4 separate regions of the Homo sapiens genome follow, and all the other regions are linked to region 1. The links are chromatin contacts, found by Hi-C or POLR2A ChIA-PET in ENCODE. All regions are on one chromosome and are shown on one strand. Each heading gives the region's core, a stretch centred on a gene start or an enhancer-like site at or near the end of the contact. The rest is flanking DNA. Distances are from core to core; before and after follow the strand shown.

Region 1 (6,235 bases), core at 3,038-5,537:
GATGCAGAGCCCATGGGATGGATGATGCATGCTGTCTTCCCACCCCGCTAGATCGGAGGGCCCTAGTCTGCGGCTTGGCAGTCCACCCCGTACCCACATGGTGCCAGGCATCCGACAAGCACTCAGCCCACATGGGATCAGACCAATCAGCTTAATGCTTTTAGGGGAGGGGAAGGGTCTGAGAGGGATCACCATTCAACCAAAGAAAAGGTGTGGCATTAAGTAGCCTTGTTCACATCTGTGGGAGCAACTGAGCACGCCCATTCCCTATTCAATGGTGAGTTGGCCCTAGAAGTCTCAGTCTCCTCATTCTGAGCCACTGAACAGGATACAATTCCAGCGGCTTCTCACCACTGAGATCTTTGTTTCTAAAGCAACTAAGGCATGAAGGCTCATGCCTGTGATCCTAGCACTTTGGGAGGCCAAGGTGGGAGGATCACTTAAGCTCAGGAGTTTGAGACCAGCCTGGACAACATAGTGAGACCTCTTTTTTTAAACCAAAAAGAAAGAAAGAATTAAGGTTTGGAACAGGAGGAGAGGGTCTGTAGGGCTTGCGGAGAAATGGTGTGGGGGCCACGCCTGGAATAGGACATAAGGGTGTACAGTCACAGCCCCATACACCTGTCGTCCTTACCTGGATCCAGCCCAAGCAAGTGCCACATGACAAGCCACAGCCCTGGGATGCGGCAGGGGGAAGAAGACAGATAGGGTCCTCCTCCATGGATTTCCATGTTCTTCCATACCTACAATGCACCCATGGGAACAGGGAGGCAGGGGTGAACAAGGCACAGTGCCACCCCTAAGGGCCTCAGCATGTGGTACAGGGGTGGCAGATACCTTATACAAAGCTGCTCCTAATATTCTCCTGTCCAGACATCACTACGGGAGGTCCTCAAATAGTGTCATCATAACACTGATGAGAAAAAAAATCTATTCCAGCCAGGGCTACTGTCTGTGTGGAGTGTGCACGTTCTCCCCATGTCTGCATGGGTGTTCTCTGAGTACCCTAGTTTCCTCCACATCCCAAAGCCATGCACATTAGGCTCACTGGTGTGTCTAAATGGTCCCAGTCTGAGTGAGTGTGGGTGTGGGTGCACCCTGCCATGGGAAGACATCCCATCCAGGACTGGTTTCCGCCTTGTGCCCTGAGCTGCCCATCGGATAGGGGACCACCTGCAACCCTGAAATGGAGTAATTAGGTAAATAATTATCTAACTTTTTATTAATCATTCATAAATGCATGTATAGCTCACATTTCAATGGTTAATATTAGAAATGTTTGGGGTCTTTAAAAGTTCGGTGATGTTTTTGTGGTCAGAAACATCCATAGGAACTTAATTCTTGCTTCTATCAATCAGCCTATGGTAAAACTGGTTTCATTCTATGTTTTGCTTAAAGGTGAAGATCCCAAGAACCTATCATCAAGATTGAGAACTTACTGTAACTGATCCCAGCATTCTCAGAGCCCCAAAGAAACTTCAGACCCCTTCTCACCTCAGAGGTCCAAGGAAACACATGACATGGGATAAAATGCAATTAAAGCACAGAAAGATGTTGACGCAGAATCCTGCCACCACCAACTTCCAGAACTGGAAAGACCCTGGAAGACCATCCTGGCCTCCTCAAAGCCTCTAGTACTTACAGACCAGCCCACACAGGTCCCTGGGGACGGAACAAAACCAAGCCCCAGTTAGACCAGGGGAGAAAGGTCTGTAGAGGAAAGACCAGCTTCTGCACACATTCTACCTCCCATGTGCTGAGAGATCTCTGGGATTCTCACACTCTTCCCTGTGGAATGGCCAGCTCGGCTGCACTGCATCCACTGGCATTGCTTTTTAGCCATTCTAAGCCTCTAAGGCAGATGGGTGTTTAAAAACCCGTAAACCACCAGGCGCGGTGGCTCATGCCTGTAATCCCAGCACTTTGGGAGGCCGAGGCAGGCGGATCACGAGGTCAGGAGATCGAGACCATCCTGGCTAACACGGTGAAACTCCATCTCTACTAAAAATACAAACAATTAGCCAGGCATGGTGGCGGGCGCCTGTAGTCCCAGCTACTCAGGAGGCTGAGGCAGGAGAATGGCGTGAACCCAGGAGGTGGAGGTTGCAGTGAGCCGAGATCGTACCATAGCACTCCAGCCTGGGCGACAGAGCGAGACTCGTCTCAAAAAACAAACAAACAAACAAACAAACAAACGAAACCCATAAACCAGCCCACAAGTTGGCCGAGATTAGCACTACCCCACCTTCCAACCAGACCTCCACCACACATATTTTCAGTGGGGAAATGCCTCTGGATTTTGAACAATCACTTACAAGTGAATTTCCATTAGGGAAAAAAAATTGTCTGGAAATTTACTTTCCTACCTTGTATTTATTTCCTTCAGGCCATGGAGTCCTTTATTTCCACGCCTCCCACTCTGTTAGGACTCCCTTGGGTGGGAGTGCCACCTAGTGCCACTGTGAGGCTCTGCAGGCTCTCAGGCCACCTGCAGATGGAGGCCTCCCTGCCTCAGTCAAGCCACCTGTATTCTCTGCCAGGTCCCAGCTGTGTGAATTTCATGCACTACTTCTAAGGGGATGCCCTGTGCCAGGGAACAGAAGGTAGCTGCGGAACAGGGGTAAAAGGTGTCCTCAGCTAATTCTCATTTCCTGGCTCTTGGCTAATTCTCATTCCCTGGGGGCTGGCAGAAGCCCCTCAAGGAAGATGGCTGGGGTCTTAACGGCTAGTACAAGAAACCACAGGCAGGCATCAGCCTCCCCAACGTCTGGGCAGAGAGGCCAGGCAAGCACAAAGTGCCTTCAGGCTATTTCTCTACACACCAGATTCTCCTATCCCTGCCCAACTCCCCACTCATCTTTGAGAATCGTTTTTGGCAGTCCCACTAGCCTGCAAGATGTCCCGGATACCCCTGGCACATTCAGAGCCCCACCAGCAGCTCCCCAAGGGCCCTGCCCAGGCACTCAGGAAGGGCAGACTGGGGTGGAATTCAGAAAAAGTGCTTTAGGCCAGACGTGGTGACTTAGTGTCTGTAATCCCAGCACTTTGGGAGGTCAAGGTGGGCAGATCACCTGAGGTGAGAAGTTCAACACCAGCCTGGCCAACATGGTGAAACCCCATCTTTACTAAACATACAAAAATTAGCCAGGTGTGGTGGTGCACGCCTGTAATCCCAGCTACTCGGGAGGCTGAGGTGGGAGAATCGCTTGAACCTAGGAAGCAGAGGTTGCAGTGAGCTGAGATTGCCACTGCATTCAGCCTGGGTGACAGAGCAAGACTCCATCTCAAAAAAAAAAAAAAAAAAAAATAGAAAAAGAAAAAGAAAAAGTGCTTTTAGGCCTGGCACGGTGACTCATGCCTGTAATCCCAACACTTTGGGAGGCTGAGGTGGGCGGATCACCTGAGGTCAAGAGTTCAAGACCAGCCTGGCCAACATGGTGAAACCCTGTCTCTACTAAAAATACAAAATTACTCAGGTGTGGTGGCACGCACGTGTAATCCCAGCTACTCAGGAGGCTGAGGCATGAGAATCGCTTGAACCTGGGAGGTGGAGGTTGCAATGAATTGAGATCGTGCCATTGCACTCCAGTCTGGGCAACAAGAGTAAAACTCCGTCTCAAAAAACAAAACAAAACAAAACAAAACTGCTTTTAGGTAGAGCCTCCTGGCAGACAGCTTCATGCAGGGCTGCAGGTATCTTGAGTCGGCCATCCCTCGATTCCTTCCAGCCCAGAAGTTTAGCCTTGTGTTTAAGTTCCATGTCTTTTTTTTGGAGACAGAGTCTGACTCTATCCCCCAGGCTGGAGTGCAGTGGAATGATCTTGGCTCACCACAACCTCTGCCTCCCGGGTTCAAGCAATTCTCATGCCTCAGCCTCCCAAGTAGCTGGGACTACAGGTACCTGCCACCACACTGGGCTAATTTTTGTATTTTTAGTAGAGATGGGGTTTCACCATGTTGGCCAGGCTCATCTCAAACTCCTGACCTCAGGTGATCTGCCTGCCTCCCAAAGTGCTGGGATTACGGGCGTCAGCCACCATGCCCCGCTGAGTTCCACATATTCTTGAGACACGGTCCCTCCGCTTGTCCACACACTGACCGCTCAAAGCCATTGGAGGTAGCTCCCAGGTGGGTCCTGGGCCACCTGGGGGCATGGCTGTATGAGCCACCGTTCCGCCCTCTGCGATCTCCTCCTGCCCTAGAGTGAGCCCACAATTCTCTGAGGTCAGAGCTGGCCCCTGCCAGCCAGTTCCAGTGGCATAAGAACACTACAGGAGTTCAGGTGGCACTGGGGCAGGCAGGAGGCTCTGCTTCCCTGCCAACTTGACTATTTGCCCATTTCCACACTCACACCTATTAGGTAAGAAGTAAAATAGTACTAAAGCTCCACTCCCTGCCAGCATGGGGCCAGGTATTTACATACACATCACTCTTATTTAACAACTTTATGAGGGCATGAATGGCCCTATTTATAGATGAGAATAATAAAGCTACAGCATGTACATCGCTCACCAACATGGAGAACACGTCCGATACTGCCCACTACCAGGTACACCGCGGCGCCAGGACGCGTGCTGAGCACAGGCCCATGGGGCTCCAGGAAGGGGACAGGGAGAGAAGGAGGACACAGGCCACTTCACAGGGTTCTGCCTTATGCTTAGGCTGAATGGTGGTAGACCAGACAGGCTGATCTGTCTTTATTCCTTTTGATGAATTGGAATACTGTACTATACATTTTTTTTTTATTCTAAACGGAGGCTAGAAACAAGGAAGCAGCGCTCAGACAGGAGTGAGCATACCTGCAAGCCCAGCTGAGTAAGGCCTTTCCTGCACTGCTGCTCCCCAAACACCTCAGCCCTTGCCACAAGCCCCCAGGGCCATGCCTCAAAACAATAAAACCACCTTCCGGGTTCAAGCGATTCTCCTGCCTCAGCCTCCCAAGTAGCTGGGATTACAGGCACCCGCCACCACGCCCAGCTAATTTCTGGGTTTTGTTTTTTTTTGTTTTTGAGATGGAGTCTCACTCTCTCTCCCAGTCTGGAGTGCAGTGGCACGATCTCGGCTCACTGCAAGCTCTGCCTCCCAGGTTCACACCATTCTCCTGCCTCAGCCTCCCAAGTAGCTGGGACTACAGGCGCCCGCCACCACGCCCGGCTAATTTTTTGTATTTTTTTTAGTAGAGACGGGGTTTCAACGTGTTAGCCAGGATGGTCTCGATCTCCTGACCTTGTGATCTGCCCACCTCAGCCTCCCAAAGTGCTGGGATTACAGGCATGAGCCACCACGCCCAGCCTAATTTTTGTATTTTTAGTAGAGACGGGGTTTCACCATGTTGGCCAGGCTGGTCTTGAACTCCTGACCTCGTGATCCACCCATCTCGGTCTCCCAAAGTGCTGGGATTACAGGTGTGAGCCACCGCGCCCAACCTTTTCCCTTTTTTTAAAAAGATTACATATTCGTTGGGCGCAGTAGCTCACGCCTATAATTTCAACACTTTGGGAGGCCAAGGCAGCTATATCACTTGAGCCCAGGAGGTTGAGACCTGCCTGGGCAACACGGCAAAACTCTACAAAAAAAAATAATAATAAATAAATTAAAAAAAAAAAAAAAAAAAAAATATATATATATATATATATATATATATATATATATATATATAGAAAAATTAGCCGGGCATGGTGGTGCACGCCAGTAATTCCAGCTACTCAGCAGGCTGAGGTGGGAGGATCGCTTGAGCCTGGGAGGTTGAGGCTGCAGTAAGCTGTGATCACACCGCTACACTCCAGCCTGGGCAACAGAGCAAGACTCTCTCAAAAAAGAAAAAGTTGTGTTTTTTGTTTGTTTTTGTTTTTTTTTAAAAGAGGTTACATATTTACCATTAAAAATCTCTCACTGGCCCTAAACTGGCAACAGTCATCTAACCCTGGTCTCACGCCACTCTGAACCGGACCCTCCTCTGTACTTCCTCCTGCACCAGCTCGCGGCAGCCACAGGGCTGTTCTGTTCAGACCTGAGAGACCCATTCAGGCACTCACGCTGGGACGTGCATGTCACTTTACTCCAGTGACTGAGGACCTGAGAACTCCTTCGTCCTCCATTTTCCAGAGCAAAGAAGAAACAGTGAAAGCTACAGAAAAGCATCTCTGCTTTTGTGAAAGCACAATTCTCTTCCCATGCTGACTCAGTCTGGGGAAGAGGTCAACTTTTGGATCCACTCTTCTGAAGAAGCAAGTGT
Region 2 (6,045 bases), core at 537-3,036, 530 kb before region 1:
GTCAGGTGCAGGCTAGACTCTCAGCCTAGGCTAGACTCTCAGCCTAGGGATCCTTCCCCCCTCCCCGCCCCAGTCATTGGGACCATGTTGCCCACTCCCCAAGAGGCTCAGGGGGAACAGAGCTAGGGACCTCTTCCTTCAAACTCACCTCCTTTAGGCGGTTCAGCTGTCATCCCCCGCAGGTCTGGAGGGGGATAAAATGGGATAGGTCAGGAGTCCTTCACGTTTATTCCAGTCACATCCCCAAAGCCATACTTCCTTATCCCTGAGTTGGGTCGGGCTGTGAGTTATCCCCGGATCAGCAGTTCCCAAGGTCTGAAGGAAATGCTGGACCCTTGTGGGCAGAAGGGGGAACTGTGTATACAGGTGGGGAGACTCAGGCCTAGAGACACCAGGGGAAAAGAGCAAGGCCAGAGACCCACAGTGTGCCTGCCAGCCTTGGGGCCTGTACATCCTACTGGCTGTGGACTGACTCCCAATGCCCAGGGGAAATGATCACCCTGCTCCTCTTAAGCAGTAGAGACCTGGGCTTGGCCTTTGATCCCTGAAATCTCACAGTGGAGGCAGAGCAGAAGGAAACACCTCAGAATGGCCCTGGGGGCCCCCATTGGAGACACCTACCATCTGGTCCCTACTCTACACAGGCAGACCTCACCCTGCCTGCCACCTGCGGCCCAGCCCCACAGACCATGTGGTTGCTTCCCTGACATGGGAGGATGGGAGGGCTCCTCCCTGCCTTCCCTGAGGAGATGCCACCATCCAGCAGGAGTCTAGACCCCAGGACCACCCACTCCAGCCCTCCTCCATCCTACCCTCAGCCCTTTTCTTAGAGACAGGGTCTCACTATGTCCCCCAAGCTGGTCTTGAACTCCTGGGCTCAAGCAATCCTCCTGCCTTGGCCTCCCAAAGTGCTGGGATTACAGGCGTGCACCACCGGCACCCAACCATTCTACACCCTTTTGTCAGACAGAGCTGACAAAAAGCTCAGAGGCGGGCTGTGATGGTCAAAGTCACATAGCAAGACAGGGACTCCGAACGGGAATTTCCTGGTTGGGGGAGGATGGGAGGCTGCTGCAGAGTAAATGTTGGCAACCAAGTTCCCAACTCGGTTGCCCCTCCGAGTTGGCCCCCTTCCCCGGATCCTGCATATGGGAGGAGGCACCCAGAAAGTCTTCTTTCCCCCCAGGAGAAGGAAAAGAGACTTTCTGGAGCCTCCAGCCCTGGAACCGGGTCGGGGGGGAATTCCAGGAAAACATGAAGTGATGGGGGATGGGAAGTTGGGACAGGATTGGGAGTCATAGGCCACGAGAAGAGTTAGGAGACTGCGTCAGTGTGTCTGGGTGTCCGCTGTCGGACCGGGTAGGGGGAGCTGGGGAAGGGTTCGGAGTTCCAGGCCCCAAAGTCGGTGTCTCAGGCTTCCACGGTGGATGCTGGGGCCATCTGGGGCTAGGGAACAGGAGGGATGGTCCCGGCGCCAGGGGGAAAGCAGGGAGACTCGCGGTTCGAGGTGGTCTTGGGGCCGGGACGGACGGTGCTCCCATGGGGCCGCAGGGTTGGGGAACGATAGTGCCGGGGCTGGAGGCCGGCGTACTCACCTCTACCCGGGCGCGGGTTAGGCCGCTCAGACGGTTCCAGTCCGGCCGGTAGGCAGTGGCGGCTGTGGCTGGGGCCACAAGCGCCGCGAGAAGCAGCAGCAGCGCCAGCGGAGGCAACAGGAGGCTCATCGGGACCCGGCCGCAGATGATGCGCAAGCTGGAGGCGAACCTCCGAGTCGCTGCGCCACGTCTGGGCCCCCAGGCTGGCCCCGCCCCCGCCCCCGCCCCCACTCCCGCTAGAGGCCCAGTCCCGCTGGAGACCACGCCCCCAGCGCTCGGTCTCCGCCCCAGGACTCCCCGCCGTTACCTCCCGCTAGCTCAGGGCGAGGTCCTGGCTCCTCCCTGGCGTTTGGGCCGTCACTTTCCCAGGTCCGAGAGTGTCGACGCTCCTTTTGTCGACCGAGGATGTGGACGCTCCCCCAGGATGCGGCCAGGCAGCGCCACCTCACGCCGGCAGAGGGTGCCGGCGAGACGCTGAGGGACACTGGAGTTTCTGAGCCGAACCTGCGACTTTAAGATAGGGAAACTGGTAGGACATCCAAGAAAAAAAAAGGAAAGAAAGAAAGAAGAATAAATAAGGGAAACTGGCTTTCTGAGGACTCCTCGCTTTGGAGCGTGGGAGATGAGGAGTGAGGTTCGGTGGAGGGGGTGCGGCTTCTGGGAGCCACTGAGACCTACCAGCGTGTCTTCTTACCATCCACAGCTACTGCTGAGCAGACTTTCTGACCTGGGGTGAGGAAAGGAATTTGCTATTCAAAGGTGGGAAAATGCAAGGAGGGTTACAGCTGATAGGCCACAACAGGGTCTTAAATCAGCTGGGTTAAATTTATGGAGTCAGGATTTACTTTTTTTTTTAATGTGGCTATCCAATTCAATTAAAAATCTTGTCTTTTTCATTGCTACTCTGCCGCGTTACCTCTGTTATATATAAATAGGCAACCACGGCCGGGCGTGGTGGCTCACACCTGTAATCCCAGCACTTTGGGAGGCCGAGGTGGGTAGATCACTTGAGGTCAGAAGTTCGAGGCCAGCCTGGCCAACATGGTGAAACCCCATCGCTACTAAAAATACAAAAATTAGCTGGGCGTGGTGTGGGCGCCTGTAATCCTAGCTACTTGGGAGGCTGAGGCAGGAGAATCACTTCAACCTGGGAGGCAGAGTTTGCAATGAGCCGACATCCTACCACTGCACTCCAGCCTGGGCGACAGAGACTGTCTCAAAAATAAATAAATAAATAAATAGGTAACCATATAAATATATGGGAGTCTACTTCTGAATATCATACCCTATTCTAGTCCTTCAGTGGGTTTGTCTAACTACGCTGTCTTATTAACTATAGCTTTATAGTCAGACTTGACATCTGGTTGTGTGTTGGTCCTCTAGCTTTGTTCTTTCTTTCTTTCTTTTTTTTTTTGAGACGGAGTCTCGCTCTGTTGCCCAGGCTGGAGTTCAGTGGCCTGATCTCGGCTCACTGCAACCTCCGCCTCCCGGGTTCAAGCAATTCTCCTGCCTCAGCCTCCCGAGTAGCTGGGACTACAGGCACGCGCCACCACGCCCAGCTAATTTTTTTGTATTTTTAGTAGAGATGGGGTTTCACTGTGTTAGCCAGGATGTTCTTGATCTCCTGATCTCATGATCCGCCCGTCTCAGCCTCCCAAAGTGCTGGGATAACAGGTGTGAGCCACTGCGCCTGGCCCATTTTTTTTTGTTTTTTTGTTTGTTTGTTTTTTTGAGACAGAGTCTTGCTCTGTCAGCCAGGCTGGAGTGCAGTGGCACGATCTCAGCTCACTGCAACCTCCACCTCCCAGGTTCAAGCGATTCTTCTGCCTCAGCCTCCCAAGTAGCTGGGATTACAGGTGCCCACCACCACGCCCAGCTAATTTTGTATTTTTAGTAAATATGGGGGTTTCATCATCTTGGCCAGGCTGGTCTCGAACTCCTAACCTCAAGTCATCCACCCGCCTTGGCCTCCCAAAGTCCTGGGATTACAGGTGTGAGCTGCTGGGCTGGCTATTTTTTTTTTTTTTTTGAGACAGAGTCTTGCTCTGTTGCCCAGGCTGGAGTGCAGTGGCTCAATCACAGCCTGAACCTCCCAGGCTCAAGCAATCCTCCCACCTCAGCCTCCTGAGTAGCTGGGACTACAGGCATGCACCATCATGCCCAGCTGATTTTTTTTTTTTTTTTTTGAGACGGAGTTTCACTCTCATTGTCCAGGCTGGACACTCTCATGTCCAGTGGCATGATCCGGACTCACTGCAACCTCTGCCTCCCAGGTTCAAGCGATTCTCTTGCCTCAGCCTCCTAAGTAGCTGGGATTACAGGCGTCGGCCACCACACCCGGCTAATTTTTTGTCTTTTTAGTAGAGACGAGGTTTCACCATGTTGACCAAGCTGGTCGCAAACTCCTGGGCTCAAGTGATCCTCCTGCCTTGGCCTCCCAAAGTACTGGGATTACAGGCATGAGCGACCATGCCTGGCCTGTGGCCTACATTTTCCTGTGGTGAGGGCCATGTGTGATCCCACAGCCTCAGTAAGCCATCGCAGTCTAGCTTTGTTCTTCTTGAAGGTTGTCTTGACTATACTTGGCCTTTCACACTTCCAGGTACAATTTAGGGCCAGCTCGTCAACCTCCACAGAAAAACCTTCCAAATTTCTATCAGGATTTCAGATTCCCACTGGGGAAATCAATGTGGGGAGACTCTACAGCTTTACATTATTGTGACTTTTCTTCCACGAACATAGTAAGTCCCTCCATTTCTATAGGTCTTCTTTAATTTCCTTCAATAATATTTTGTGGTTTTTAGAATAAATATCTTGCATATCTTTCATTAGATTTACTCCTAGGTATTTAATTTTTTATAGCATTACAAACTCTATTGTTTTTACATATTCATTTTCAAGTTGCTTGGTAGTAGCATATAGGAAGACAATTGATTTTTGTATATTAACCTTGCAGCCAGTGACCTTACTGAATTTTCTTACTCTAATAGTTTAACTGGATATTTTTTTTTATTTTCTACATATGCATATTATATCATCTGGAAATAAAAGTGGTTTTCTTCCTTTCTGGTCCTTATACCTTGGTTTTGTTTCGTTGCACTGTCTTAATTTTACGGTCTGGGGCCTCTGGTACAATGTTGACTGGAACTGATAATTGTCTTTTTCCAGATATCATCTTTAAACGATCATGTTTGCTGTAGGTTTGTTACTGGTGCCTTTTGTAAAAGAAAGTTTTCTATTTCTATTTTTCTTAGAGCTTTTATCATGAATGGATGTTGAACTTTGTCAAATGTTTTCCTGCATCTATTGAGATGATCATGTGGTTTTTCTCCTTTATTTTATTAAATGTGGTAAAATATGTGAACTGATTTTCATATGTTAAACCTTGCATTCCTGTAATAAACCAATTTGGTTGTAGAAAAAAAGAGATAGGAAAACCGAACCCTAGGGAATCCCTGTTTGCGCTGTTTGTTTATTCAGTAGATTACGGGGTCTTGCTGCTGACCAGGCTGGTCTCAAACTCCTGGTCTCAAGTGATCCTCCTGCCTCAGCCTCCCAAAGTGCTAGAATTACAGGTGTGAGCCACTCCACCTGGCCTTTTTATTTCTTTGGACAAAAATTCCAATCAAGGTTTTTACTTCCCAGAGCACACATTGTGGTGATGCAATATTGTGTACCCTGTTGGGATTGGCAGGATAAAGGGGTTAACACATATAAAGCTCATTAGAACAGTACCTAATACAGGACGGGCATGGTGGCTCATGCCTGTAATCCCAGCACTTTGGGAGGCCAAGGTGGGTGGATCACCTGAGGTCAGGAGTTCGAGACCAGCCTGACCAACATGGTGAAACCCCCCACCTCTACTAAAAATACAAAACTTAGCCAGGCATGATTCTCATGTCTGTAATCCCAGCTACTCGGGAGGCTGAAGCAGGAAAATTTGCTTGAACCCGGAGGCGGAGGTTGCAGTGAACCAAGATGGCGCCACTGCACTCCAGCCTGGGGAACAAGAGCAAAATTCTGTCTCAAAAAAAAAAAAAAAAATTTAGCTGGGCACATAGTGGCGGGCACCTGTAGTCCCAGTTACTCCAGAGGCTGAGGCAGGAGAATCGCTTCAACCCGGGAGGTGGAGGTTGCAGTGAGCCGAGATCGCACCACTGCACTCCGGCCTGGGCGACACAGTGAGACTGTCTCAAAAAAAAAAAAAAAAAAAAAAGACTGAGGCGGGCAGATCACGAAGTCAAGAGATCAAGACCATCCTGGCCAACATGGTGAAACCCCGTCTCTACTAAAAATACAAAAAAATTACCCAGGTGTGGTGGTGCATGCCTGTAATCCTAGCTACTCGGGAGGCTGACGCAGGAGAATCACTTGAACCTGGGAGGCGGAGGTTGCAGTGACCCGAGATCGCGCCACTGCACTCCAGCCAGGCGACAGAATGAGACTCTGA
Region 3 (5,919 bases), core at 27-2,526, 550 kb before region 1:
CATGAGCCACCGCACCTGGCCCGTGCCTTGGTTTTCTGATGTGTAAAATGGGACCACTTCTCAGGGGTGTGGGGATGAAATGAAATGACACATGGAAAAGACTCTCAGTGTGGAGACTGGGCCTTTCCTTAGATGGGGGCTGGGGGGTGTCACAGAGGACCTGAACCGGGGCTCTTCTGGGTTAACAGGCTGAAACCACCTCCCCAGAATCCCACATTATAGTGGTTAAAAGCAGGGTCTGGACTCAGAAGGTGCTGGGTATGAATCACAGCTTTACTACTTATCAGCTGTTGTCCTCATCTGTAAAATGGGGCAATAGTCATGGTCTCATGTGCTTGTTATGGGCATTATATGCCTGGTACATGGCAAGTACAAAATAAATGATTTGTTATTGTTTTTATTTGACAGGACTCCAGACCCCATCCTCCCAACTCCACCCACTTTAGTCTCCATGGAGACCCAAGGGCGGCTTTAGGGCCTCTGGCACTGAAGATGGAATAGCTTTGCCTTGTGGATCTGACCTCCTGGGTACCCTGGCTGATTCCTTGTTTGGTCTTGGACATGTCAGCTCTCTCTGGGCCTCAATTTCCCCCTTTTGCTGAATGACAGCCTGGACTCCATATTCCCTATTTAGGACTCCAGCGCTCCTAAAGGCAGACTCTCAGGGCTTGGAAGGTAGAAGCATGCTACAAGAAGGCAATGTCTGTTCAAAGGTGTGTGGGCTGGGGGAGGCGTGCTGTGTGATTGATTCTGCTCCACCTGAGATGGTCCCGGCACTCCAACACAGGGTCAAGGTGCTGCCAGTCACTCAGTCCCTGCTCTGAGGTGGCTCAGACCAGGTGTCCCGAAAGCAGCCTAGGGACGGCGGCCAAGCTTAAACACTGACGCGAGAAAGGGGTGGAGTCGAGGGAGGGGACGTGGTCTCAGGAACAAAGAGGAGGGCGGAGAGGGGCTGTCCTGAAGGCTCTGAGACTCCTACGACCCCAGGAAACTTACCTCGGCTCGGGGCGCCCCCCCCGACTTGGCGCAGAGCCTGCGTCCCCCTGCCGATGCCCACCCGACTCGCTAAAGCCACCGAGGCAGACGACCCCAAGACTCCCAATTTCCGACCTCCCTGGCCCGCGAGGGGCGGGGCCTTCCTCTCGGGGCGTGGCCGTCAAATTGAATTTTCCCAATGGGGCACGAGAGTGGGAGGTACCCAATCGAGGGTTGGCTGGCGCGTCGGGGCAGGGCGGGGCCAGCCGGGCTGCTGGCGCGGCTGGACGGGCAGCTCTCCGCAGAATCCAGGGGACGGTTGCTGAGCGGGCCTGGGACAGCGGGTCGCGGCACCTCCGGCCTGCGCGTGTCTAATCCGTCTGTCGGGTCCCGAAAGAGCTAAGCCGAGCCTGCGCCGGACGGGTGGGCTGGACTGAGAGGTGGGTGTGCGGACCTCGGGGGGGATCCTGGTGCTGCCCCAACGTGTCCGGGGGTGGAACCCGGATGTCTAGACAGGAGTTCTGGAACGTCCAGACCTGGGAGCCCCCACCCATACGAGAGGTCTAAGCCATGGGATAAAGTTATGAGACTGTTGGGGGAAGACGCCCCCGGATTCCTAAGAGACTCCACGCCCCACAGGGGCGCTAGTCTGTGGCGGCAGAAACCCTGGGGAAGCTGCCACAGAATCCTGAGGCCCCTCACAATGTCCGGCGACCCCAGACTGTGTGACAGGGAGATTGGAGAAGAGCAGCGGCAGGGATCTTCTTATAATCCCATGGGTGTCCTAGATTAGGCATTAGGGTCAGCTGCCCCATAGAAGAACAGACATGGGGGGAATCAGAATGTCCGCAGAACCTAAGGCTGGTGACCACTGGACAGTCTTGAAGAGGTTTAACCCAGACAGAGTAACTAGGTAAGAGGCAAGGATCCTAACAGGCAGAGATTGGGAGGTTGACACCTCTGAGCCTACCAGGATGGGAGGGGGAACAAGCAGTGACTTGAACAGGCTGGGACCCACACACCCCAACTGTGTGGAGCGGTAACCCTCACCCCCCACCCATGCACCGTATGGGGTGACTTCCCAAGTGACTGTTCTGAAGAGAGGGAAGGGATGATTGAAAGATGAATCAACAGGAGGTGGGGGGCAGGCCTGGGGCCACACATTAGTCAGTCACCATACATTAACTAAGCATCCACAGTGTGCCAGACCAGGGCCCCTCAAATTCCAGACAGACATTAGTTGGGGCTACAGGAGGAAGGAGAGATCTGCGCTGGGAGGCTGGGCCAGGATTTAGGGGTCCATTTTGATGGGCAGCACTGGGGCAAGATGGGGCTCTTGCCTCTGTCACTGAGAGTGTTCCAGGCCCTTGAGGGCACTTTGGAAGGGAGCTTCGGAAGCCGGAGATGACGAAGATTTTGATTACATCCTTCTCTGCCCTCTAAGTCTTTGGCTTCCTCCTTGCTCAGTGACAAATCCTTGGCCCTCTCCAATCTTCTCAGTTTGCCTGAAATCCAGGGGTTGGGCAGGTCAGCTTCTGAAAGCCCTTCCAGGTGGGGAATTGAATTCTGTATGAATTGGCAGGAGGTGCTGGGTGCCTGGACACCTGGCTTCAGGAGGTCTGGACAGCAGAGCTGGCTCCAAGAATCGGAAGACACAGTGTACCTTCCTATACCTGGGGGAATGACAGTGGTGGTGGCAGCAAGAACTACGGGTTCAGCCCACAGCCAGAAGCTGAGCCTGCGGAGTGGGTGGGGGCTGGGTAGGCCCTGTGGATGGGTGGGTGGGGCAGGAAACTGGAGACTGGAGTGCACCCCCTGGTGGTAAGCACAGCTTGGGTGGGTCTTGCCAGGCCCTGGCTTCTCAATCCAGGTCCCTGCCCTCCCTGTTTTGAGGTTTAGACAGGATGAGAGTCCATCCCAGGCCACACAGCAGACTGGCGGCCAAGCTGGCAGGGCTGGAACCAGAGACCCCCTACCCTGGGTTTGGTGAGTTTTCCAGCAAACCACCCTAGGGCAGAGGGCAGCTTCCAGCCAGGAGCCACATTATAGGATGGGACAGTAATGGACGCTCCTAGGTTAGAGAGGGAAAGTAAGGCACAGAGCCTAAGTGCCTGTGGTTTCTGGAAGCCCCAGCATGCCTGATTCATGTCTGTCCCCTGCAGAATTCTCTGAGCTGGTGACAGGTGCCACAGGCACTGGGGATCTCACCAGAAAGGAACCGACGGAGCTAGGGGCCAGCGAGATGGCGGACGAGGCCTTAGCTGGGCTGGATGAGGGAGCCCTTCGGAAGCTGGTAAGTGGCCCCATCACCCACTGTGGGGACAGGAAAGCCAAGCCAGAGAGGCAGGGTCAATCCAGGGTACCTCTCAGCTGACAGGAAGAAGTGATGGGGGAAAGGTCAGGAGGAGGGGGACATGGGAACAGGGGTAGGCCAGTTCCATGTGGCTGATGCAGAGGCCCTTGTGGCATGTGCCTGTCCATGCCTGGTACTGAAGCCTAGTCCCTCCCAACCCTCCACAGCCACCACCTGTTTAAACAGTAACTGCTGTAGACTCGCCCGTATGCAGCCACAGGTGTGGGGAGGCTGGATATGCCTCTCCAGAGCAATAGCTCGGGCAATGCCCACCCCTGGAAGCTGGCCCAGTGATAATGGTAGCAGCAATGATTAATAATGCCAAGGCCTGGCAGGGGGCAGGCTGGGTACTGGGTATACCATGTCACAGAATAATCACAGCAGCTCTGAAAGCCTGGGCACTGCGACTCAAGAGAGTTAAAATCACCTGCTCAAGGACACCCATCTAAGAAGGAGCTGTGCCAAAATCCCAACCCCATAGTGGGCCACGGGGGACCAGAGTCCTGGGAAAGTCAAGGCTGGACGAGGCCATAAGAGAGAGACAGGTTTTGTGGGCCCTTATGGATTCTGTGGCTTCTCATCTCATTTTTCTACTCTTGAGTCTCAGTTCCTCTACCTGTAAAATGAAGGGAGGGAGGGAGATGTGTTTGCACACAAGCTCTAGGTCCTAGAGTTGGCATGGGGACAGAATGAGGCATGGACCCAGATCTCAGGTGGAGGAAAGATGAGCCCACTCCATCCCCTTTCTTGTTCCTCTTCCTGAGAGCCCTGTCTACCTCCATGCACAGAGGCCGTAGGGCAACCCAGTGGGGCAGGGCTCCTTCCCCAACCCCAAAGGCCAGGCAGCCTGACCTGGAGGAGGGGCCAGAGGAGCTCCATCTCCTCAGTCCCTGACCCTTGTCCATGGGGGTAAATTAAAGATTTACTTTACCTAGAAGACAAGTGACCCACCCCACTCTCATACCTTCCCCCGCAGGCAGAGGCTGGAACCAACCAGCGTAGCCCAGCCACTGGGCAGTGCCCAGCTGCTGCCATGACCTCCCCAAGGCACTCTGCCTGTATGTTCTCGGACCAGCGCATTAGACTCTCTGGGTGTCTGCCTCTCCACTATCACCGCAGGATGTGTGCAGCCTGGAGGGGATGAGGTTAGGTTTCCAAAGGTGCCCGCCAGTCAGTTCGACCTTCCCTCAGGAAGTCCAAGTCCCAGTGGGGGTCGTAGAGGCAGCACAGTCCAAAAAGAGGGAATGCCAGGCCTGGTTCCCGCACATCCTCATCTCAAGGTATCCACAGGCAGGCTCAGGGTTCTTCAGCCGCCACCTCCCTCTCTTAAGCGAGGCTCGGGCGGCGCTGGAAAAGAGTTTTGGAGAGAAGCTGGAGCAGTGGTTGAATCTCTGGGAAAGGACAGATGAGAACCTGCCCCGGTCTCGGGATCGGTGCCTCTCGAAGTCTTTCCGACCCCGGGAGCGGCTCCTCCAGCACCCGGCGCCCGCCATTACTGCGCCCCGCGCGCCGGCCCGGCCCCCGCTGGCCTCGTGGCAAGAACGGGGGCGTCCCGAGCCGGGCTCCTCCCCGCGGGGCCGGGCCATATAAGGAAAAGCTAGGCCCGCTCCGCCCGCCCTGCGCCCCAGCGTCTGGCCGATTTGGGGACGCGGGCAGTCGCTTCCGGCCCCGGCTCCCGCACATTCTTGAGGATTGGGCCGGGGATGGGAGGAATGGGGACGCCTGGGGACTTGCACGCCGCGTGCCCCTCCACCACCCGCCGGGACGCCCTCTGCCTCGGTCCCGAGTTCGAGTTCGACCTCCGCCACTCAGCTGGGTGTCCTGGGGACCTTGGTTTCTTCCCTTTAGATCCGGACACTGAAGCAGGCGGTAGCGGGTGTCTTCCTACCTGGCTACCCCTTCGGCGCCTAGCGCGAGGCAGGGTGGGCGAGGCGAGGGCGGCGCCCTGCGAGGGAGGGCGGTCGCAGAACCTGCGGGCCTTCAGCGCCCCCTGGCGAGGCTTCCCTCCACCGCCGGCGGGACCCCCATGGGCAACCGGGGGAGCTGGGACTGAAAGCCTGGAGAGCCCCCTCCGTTGTGCTGTTGGGGAGACTGAGGCCCAGTGAGACCTCAGGGCCTGCCAGGCGTTCCCAACAGCGAGGGCAGAGAGTACACGGAGAGCCGGCTCCCCAGGGGGAGGAAGCACCCTCTTTCCTCCCGGGAGAATTTCACTGGGCAGTTTCGGAAACCGCCCCATCCCCTTCCCCTTCCCCCTCGGTAGACAATGGCGCTTTGTACTTCCTTCCCTCCCTCCCACAGCTCCCTCCTTACACAGCGGTGGGGCCTGGGCGGGTGGAACTCGGGACACACAGAGGAGACACTGTGGTCCAACCTTTGCCTCCAGGCCCAAAGGGAAGGGTCGTGCCAGAGGGTGACCAGTGGAATGAGGTTGTCAGTCTCCAGCCTTGCCCACCCACTTTGGGGGATCAGAGGGAGGCTCCCATTTTCCAGATGGGGACACTGAAGCTCCGGGGGTTGTGCTGTAGAGGTGGCCAAGTTCCTACATCAGGCTTTTGTCAGAGACAAGGACCCCATCTCCGAGCCCAGAGCAC
Region 4 (5,944 bases), core at 1-2,500, 670 kb before region 1:
TGTTGGATTCCTATAAACACTTGAATGAAACAACTCAACATATTGACTTCAAATAACTAAAGTTTGCATTTAGAAAATTTTGATCCAATAAACAAAAATCAGATTCTTCTGGATTAGCAACAAGTATTTCACTGATCTCAGTTCTTCAATACAGAGCTCAAGATATCCAGTGACACATTTCACTCCAGTGGGATACATCTCAAAAAGTGAAAAAGCAAAATTTTCTGGGGAAACGATTTCCATATAATATCAAGGAACGAGTTACTGGTTACCTCAGTGGCACCTAGAGGATACTTACGAATTTGTGTGCAGATATTCAAAGGTTAGCTGAGCTCGATTCAGACTGCTGTAATTTGTGAAAGCCATGACTGCAATAAGGTCTCCAGCCCTTCACCCGCTAACTGGGAAATATAACCTTATAATGATATCGATTTCCCAGGATTCTGTCCAGTAAAGCTTCAGTAAGTCTGTGCTCCTTAATGACAGTTAAAGTAACCTAGTAGCTATCCAAAATATATGCAGAGATGTTTAAAACTACAATTTCTTCAAGTGTTTTTTTTTAATCTTCTCAATGATTTATGATGTAATATTTTGGAAGGAACTATGTCATAAATCTGTAGCTTTAAGGAGCTTTTAGCATTAAGTTGCGATAGCTCAATTCAGACAATCTGAGTCTCGTGTGGATGGTCCTGAAGGAGATGGTCCTTGAGTGGGTGGTTTATGACTGCTCCATCTTCATGTTCTTCCAGCCTTTTTTGGTTCCCCGAAATTTCCTGTCAGGAAATTTACCAACGCGGAAATTTACCCACTTCTGTCAGAAAACTGATCAGCCATGTCTTCGCCACACGTGATGCCAGGATTCTTAAACAGGCCCAAGACCGGAGACCAAGATGTCGACGGAGTGTTATATGGCGCAAGTTGCAGCTTCACCACCTCCCAAGTGAAAAAGCTCCTAGGCACTCACGATTTCTTTTTTCAAAGCCGGACCAAACCCAGTTCAGGGTGGTGGTCAGATTACCTCACACTTGGCCCACATAAACACCTCACAAATGACCCGCCCACAGCACCTCGGGCAGGCCGCGCCCCGCCCCCACGTCCCTCAGACAACAGCCTCAGCCTCCCAGGCCCTTCCCGGGCCTCGGTCCCGTGGCCGCCTCCCCACGAAGAGGAGCTACTCCCGGCTTCCAAGGACCGGATCGAGGGCAGTGGCGAGCGCACCACCTGACCGGGCACTACCCGGATCTCACAACTGCCTTTGTCCCTCCCCGCGGAATTGGAACCCAACAGCCGCAGAGCGCTCTTGGAACCATGTGCTGCTGCCGCCTCCGCCGCCGCCGCCGCTGCCTCCGCCGCCGCCCGCGCGCCGCCCGCGCGCCGCGCTAGTTGAGATGGTGACAGGATTCAGCAACACGAAATTCGGCGTTTAGAGCTGCTCTGCCGCCGCCGTCACAGACACCACAGCCACCGCTTTGTCTCCGATAGTGCACACAGCCCCGGCCACCTCGCACACTCCCCGACGCCCCAAGCCCCCGAGGCCTCCGCGGAGCATTCAGCCAATCACAAAGCTGCAGCTCCTCCCGCCCCCGCCCTGATGTACAGCCTCCTGATTGGCGGGCTGCGTGTCCCCATGTGACCGGATCTTGGTTGGCCGGTCCCGCCCCTGTCACGTGACAGCGTGCGCCTCTCTTCCTGCTTTCCTGACCCTCTCCGCCATTTAAAGAAACAGTACCGGGGGCGGGCCGAGCGACGCAGCCGGGACGGTAGCTGCGGTGCGGACCGGAGGAGCCATCTTGTCTCGTCGCCGGGGAGTCAGGCCCCTAAATCGAAGAAGCCCTGGCGCGCCCTCCCCCCCTCCCGGGTCTGGTAGGGCGAAGGAACGGGCGTGCGGTCGATCGAGCGATCGGTTGGCGGCTCTTTCTCCTGCTCTGGCATCCAGCTCTTGGGGCGCAGGCCCGGCCGCCGCGGCGCGCGCCCGGTGGCCGTTGGCGCTCGCGCCGCGTCTTTCTTCTCGTACGCAGAACTCGGGCGGCGGCCTATGCGTTTGCGATTCGACGAGGAGTCGTCCGGGTGGTCGGCGGCGGCGGGCAGCTGCTCCGCCCCGCTCCGGGGGAGGCGGCGGCGGCAGCGGCCGCGGGATTTGGAGCGGCCGGGGAGGCGGGGGTGGCCGGGGCCGGCTTGGAGGCCTGGCGCCACCCTTCGGGGCCTGCAAGGACCCAGTTGGGGGGGCAGGAGGGGGCCGGAGGATGGTTGGTTGTGGGATTTCTACTTTGCCTTTTCCTCCTTATGCCGCCTTAGTGAGGGGCGGGAGCTCTGGCGGCAGCCCCGGGGTGGGGAGACGAGCTCCGGAGTCGGAAGAGCTGGGTTTTCTTCCGGGCCTAGCCACCAGTTGGCGGAGTGACCTTAGGCGAGTCACTCTGTAATTTGTCTGCGCCTCAGTTTCCTCCTCTGCCTATCAATGTGTGTGGGGTTGAAATCGCTTTGTAAACTATAAAGCGTGGGTGTACGTAAAGGATGGTTATTGTTTATAATTTTTTTTGAGTTGTAAGAAAACTTAGCAGTTCCCCAATCCTTGGGTTTTGAACCTGGGAACCTTGGATTGGAGTTGGGGATCCCCAAACTTCCTGAAATTGTGGGAATGTGCGGTTTGGGGGAATGATGGGAATTTGTGGGAATGTGCGTTTTAGGGGAATGATGATCCATCGCTAGCAAGTTTTCCAAGGGGGCTGTGACCCAGAAGAGTTAAGAATCACAATTTCTTCATGCTACAGAGAGGAAACTGAGGCCTAGATGTCATTTGGGACCCTTCACAACCATTTTGAAGCCCTGTTTGAGTCCCTGGGATATGTGAGCTGTTTCTATGCATAATGGATATTCGGGGTTAACAACAGTCCCCTGCTTGGCTTCTATTCTGAATCCTTTTCTTTCACCATGGGGTGCCTGAAGGGTGGCTGATGCATATGGTACAATGGCACCCAGTGTAAAGCAGCTACAATTAGGAGTGGATGTGTTCTGTAGCATCCTATTTAAATAAGCCTATTTTATCCTTTGGCCCGTCAACTCTGTTATCTGCTGCTTGTACTGGTGCCTGTACTTTTCTGACTCTCATTGACCATATTCCACGACCATGGTTGTCATCCATTACTTGATCCTACTTTACATGTCTAGGCTGTGTGGTTGGTGGTGAATAGGCTTCTTTTTACATGGTGCTGCCAGCCCAGCTAATTAATGGTGCACGTGGACTTTTAGCAAGCGGGCTCACTGGAAGAGACTGAACCTGGCATGGAATTCCTGAAGATGTTTGGGGTTTTTTTCTTTCTTAATCGAAAGTTAACATTGTCTGAAAAGTTTTGTTAGAACTACTGCGGAACCTCAAAATCAGTAGATTTGGAAGTGATTCAAAGCTAAACTTTTTCCTTGGCCCTCCTTGTGTTCTAATTGCTTGCAAGTGTAATACTAGGATGTCCAAGATGCCAGTTTTTGCTTCTTTGTTAGTTGTCAGCTGCTTTTATCAAATTTCAGGCCATTATCCAACAAACACTATAAAAATGTTTGAACAATTGGATTTCAAACATTTTCGTTTTGTGGAGTGGTGCTCACCAAGTGGTACAGCCCTAAGCAAGTGAACACAAACACATTTAAGTGTATTTTGTCTGATTAGATGTTAGCCAGTTATGCTATTTCATTCAAATGTCTGAAAAAATCAATTGACTATTCCCTTTTCCTAAAGGGCAGAGACAGATAATCTCACTTCCAGAGAAATGACTTGGAGAAAAAAAAGTGTTGGTCTTTTTGCTCTTTTGTAATTAAATCCGGATGTACCTCAAAAGACTTAAGACTGTGGTGATAAGATGCTTTCCTCAGCAGAAAGGAGGGAAAAAAAACAACTGGAACTCAAAGCTTGAAATTCTGTGGCAAAACATGAGATGTCCAGGATTGGAGGTTGAAAAGATTTCACTACAGTGTTCTGCAATAGTTGGAGCAGATAACTTTCAGTGTAGCCACAGCCATGGACTCCAGATTTCCAGATTTTCAAGACCTGGACCTGGAACCCGAAAGAGCTTGTCACGATGCGGCAGGAACACTGGAGGTAGATTTTTTTTTATTTTTGAATTTTGGGACTGTTGACCTTGCTGTGAGAAAAGAGACAACGACTGAGCAAGCACTACCACCAGCACTGTTACTGGGAATTAGAAGACCTGAGTTTCTGTCCAGACCCTCAGTGCAAACTGAGGATGCTCCATCCAAAGTGAATTATGGTACTTGCCATTTTCCAAAATGCCTTATCCTTTACCATCTCTGCACTTTTGTTCATACTCTCATTCTACTTTGGAACTGCTGCTCTGTGGCTTTTCATCTGTCAAAACTGCCATTTTCTCAGTATCCAACTCTTATGCCCTCTTTTCCATGAGTCTCCTAACTAGCCAGAATAGAGCTTTAAAGTTTTATGACATTTCGTTATGTATCCTCTATCTGTATACAAAATCCTGTAAAATAGTTACTTGCCTGCATTTACTGTCTTTGCAGATAGCAGACTCCTTGAAAGCAGGGTCCTTGTTTAGTGCATCTTTGCCCACATACACCACAACATATCAAGATGCATTTATTAGGAAGGAGGAGTTTAGAGAGCAGGCTATCAGAATAACCACTCAGTAAGTGTTTTCTTAATTGCTATGTGATAACTTACATTACTCTTAATGAGGAGAAAAGTCGCTAGATATGGATCATGTTTATGTTTTAATGTTTTTTAATTCTAAATTTTGATCTAGGGAGCCCTCAGACATAAGGAGAAACCAATATGTTGAATGATGGGGTATTACATACAGAAGGACCAAGACCTTATTTTCTCCTACTTAAGATGGAATCTTGTTAAGATGAAAGGACAGCTTTTTAAAAGGAGAAGGTCATAAGACAGTTTGAGGAAGGCATTGGAAGAGGAAGAGGGGCAATGTCTCCTTTGTTTTATTGTTGGTATATAAACTTAAAATCTCAGTTCTTTTTATGGCACTTGTGGAGCCACTTCCTCTCCTCACCAAAAAATGCCCAGTACCCTGAATCCGATCAAATTACTCTCCTAAAGTATAAGGCTTAGTTTCTGTGTGCTGCTTCGCGAGACAGTTCCCACAAATCGAGAGTGTTAATCAGACTTTTGTGTTTTCTTTTTTGGATTGCTGTTGTTTGTTTTCATTTATCATTTGTCTTTGCCTAAGCCAGGCTCATCAAGAATTAACAGCCATCAGGCTGCCGATGTGCTGACAGCAGACCCACTTAGAGTCCTGTGTTTGTAATTCCATGCATTTGTTATTTTACCTGTTTTGTCCCTGCCCCTTCTAGTCCTGTGCCTCCTGATTGCTGAGTGTTCACCTGGACCTTCTGACTACCTTCCCTGTGCTATTCCATCAGCCTACAGACCTGGTACCTGGATTTTTGCCCGAGATGATTCCTACCACCTTACTACTGACGAAGACACCCATTCCAGTGGACCACTGTGACCCAGGAGGCATTCAGCCATCATGATGTGGCCTTTACCTCCACTCCTGTCTTGTTCTACCCAGATTCAGCACAGCCCTTTATAGTGAAGTCAGAGTCCTCAAGCCAAATAGCTAAAGCTGTTTTATCACAACAAAGGCCTAGTTTGTTCCATGAGTGTGCATTTCATTTCTTCAGTTAAAGCCTTCAGAGACACACAATAAATTTGGACCAGGGGATTTTTTAGTTATTAATGCTCTCTGAAGAAAGGCAACATCTTTTTGAGAGCAGCATTGGACCACACCCCACAATCTCAAATGATTGAAATTCATGAACATCTAGGATCCCGTGAAGGTCACTGGACCCTGTTTTTTCTACTTCAAATCCTGTAGTAGCCTACTGAATGAGAAAACATATTCTGACCCATTGGGATCAAATCAAAGGCACAGTGAACTCCTCATAGCATCTTCTTTGGAAT

Evidence for each region. A loop is a pair of places that touch in the nucleus more often than their neighbours do. ChIA-PET counts read pairs that join two places held with the same protein, here RNA polymerase II (POLR2A). Pooled maps may share reads with other maps.
Region 2: a loop to region 1 is called in a map of naive thymus-derived CD4-positive, alpha-beta T cell, with 6 times the contacts of the local background. The contact joins the promoter of SELENOM here to the enhancer-like site in region 1. A Hi-C loop is called at or near these places in 1 of 168 maps with a recorded cell type or tissue (naive thymus-derived CD4-positive, alpha-beta T cell), 1 of 37 single-sample maps with no recorded cell type and 9 of 50 pooled maps.
Region 3: a map of B cell shows a loop between it and region 1 (10-fold over the local background). The contact joins the promoter of SMTN here to the enhancer-like site in region 1. A Hi-C loop is called at or near these places in 2 of 168 maps with a recorded cell type or tissue (B cell and CD8-positive, alpha-beta T cell), 16 of 37 single-sample maps with no recorded cell type and 11 of 50 pooled maps.
Region 4: a loop to region 1 is called in a map of B cell, with 7 times the contacts of the local background. The contact joins the promoter of MORC2 here to the enhancer-like site in region 1. A Hi-C loop is called at or near these places in 1 of 168 maps with a recorded cell type or tissue (B cell), 1 of 37 single-sample maps with no recorded cell type and 8 of 50 pooled maps. POLR2A ChIA-PET finds 5 or more read pairs at or near these places in 1 of 52 experiments (GM12878).

Annotation. Positions count from the first base shown.
Region 1 is chr22:31,631,549-31,637,783 of GRCh38, forward strand. All of the region lies in intron 3 of PISD (phosphatidylserine decarboxylase), which reads right to left. Among named protein-coding and RNA genes, the nearest start is that of MIR7109, 13 kb to the left of the region's middle. RefSeq lists an enhancer at 1-520 and a silencer at 2,557-2,606. Within about 2 kb of position 4,288, at least 8 of the 41 ENCODE cell types and tissues checked have a DNase peak (open chromatin) inside an H3K27ac peak, as active enhancers do.
Region 2 is chr22:31,105,782-31,111,826 of GRCh38, forward strand. SELENOM (selenoprotein M) reads right to left here and starts at 1,787. Exons shown (of 5, transcript NM_080430.4): 1 at 1,596-1,787; 2 at 149-184. The coding sequence starts at 1,724. LOC105372995 (a long non-coding RNA gene) reads right to left here. Exons shown (of 3, transcript XR_938163.3): 2 at 2,290-2,322; 3 at 1,855-2,105. LOC124905100 (a long non-coding RNA gene) reads left to right here and starts at 2,101. Exons shown (of 2, transcript XR_007068063.1): 1 at 2,101-2,327; 2 at 4,198-4,671. RefSeq lists an enhancer at 471-1,243.
Region 3 is chr22:31,080,042-31,085,960 of GRCh38, forward strand. SMTN (smoothelin) reads left to right here and starts at 1,277. Exons shown (of 21, transcript NM_134269.3): 1 at 1,277-1,415; 2 at 3,138-3,268. The coding sequence starts at 3,218. RefSeq lists silencers at 1,159-1,318, 4,717-4,996, 5,177-5,366 and enhancers at 4,397-4,466, 5,685-5,919.
Region 4 is chr22:30,967,524-30,973,467 of GRCh38, forward strand. MORC2 (MORC family CW-type zinc finger 2) reads right to left here and starts at 1,251. Exons shown (of 26, transcript NM_001303256.3): 1 at 299-1,251. The coding sequence starts at 366. It overlaps TUG1 (taurine up-regulated 1), which reads left to right and starts at 1,742. Exons shown (of 3, transcript NM_001396518.1): 1 at 1,742-4,256; 2 at 5,332-5,944. The coding sequence starts at 1,834. The coding sequence ends at 2,295. RefSeq lists an enhancer at 1,653-1,982 and a silencer at 2,013-2,262.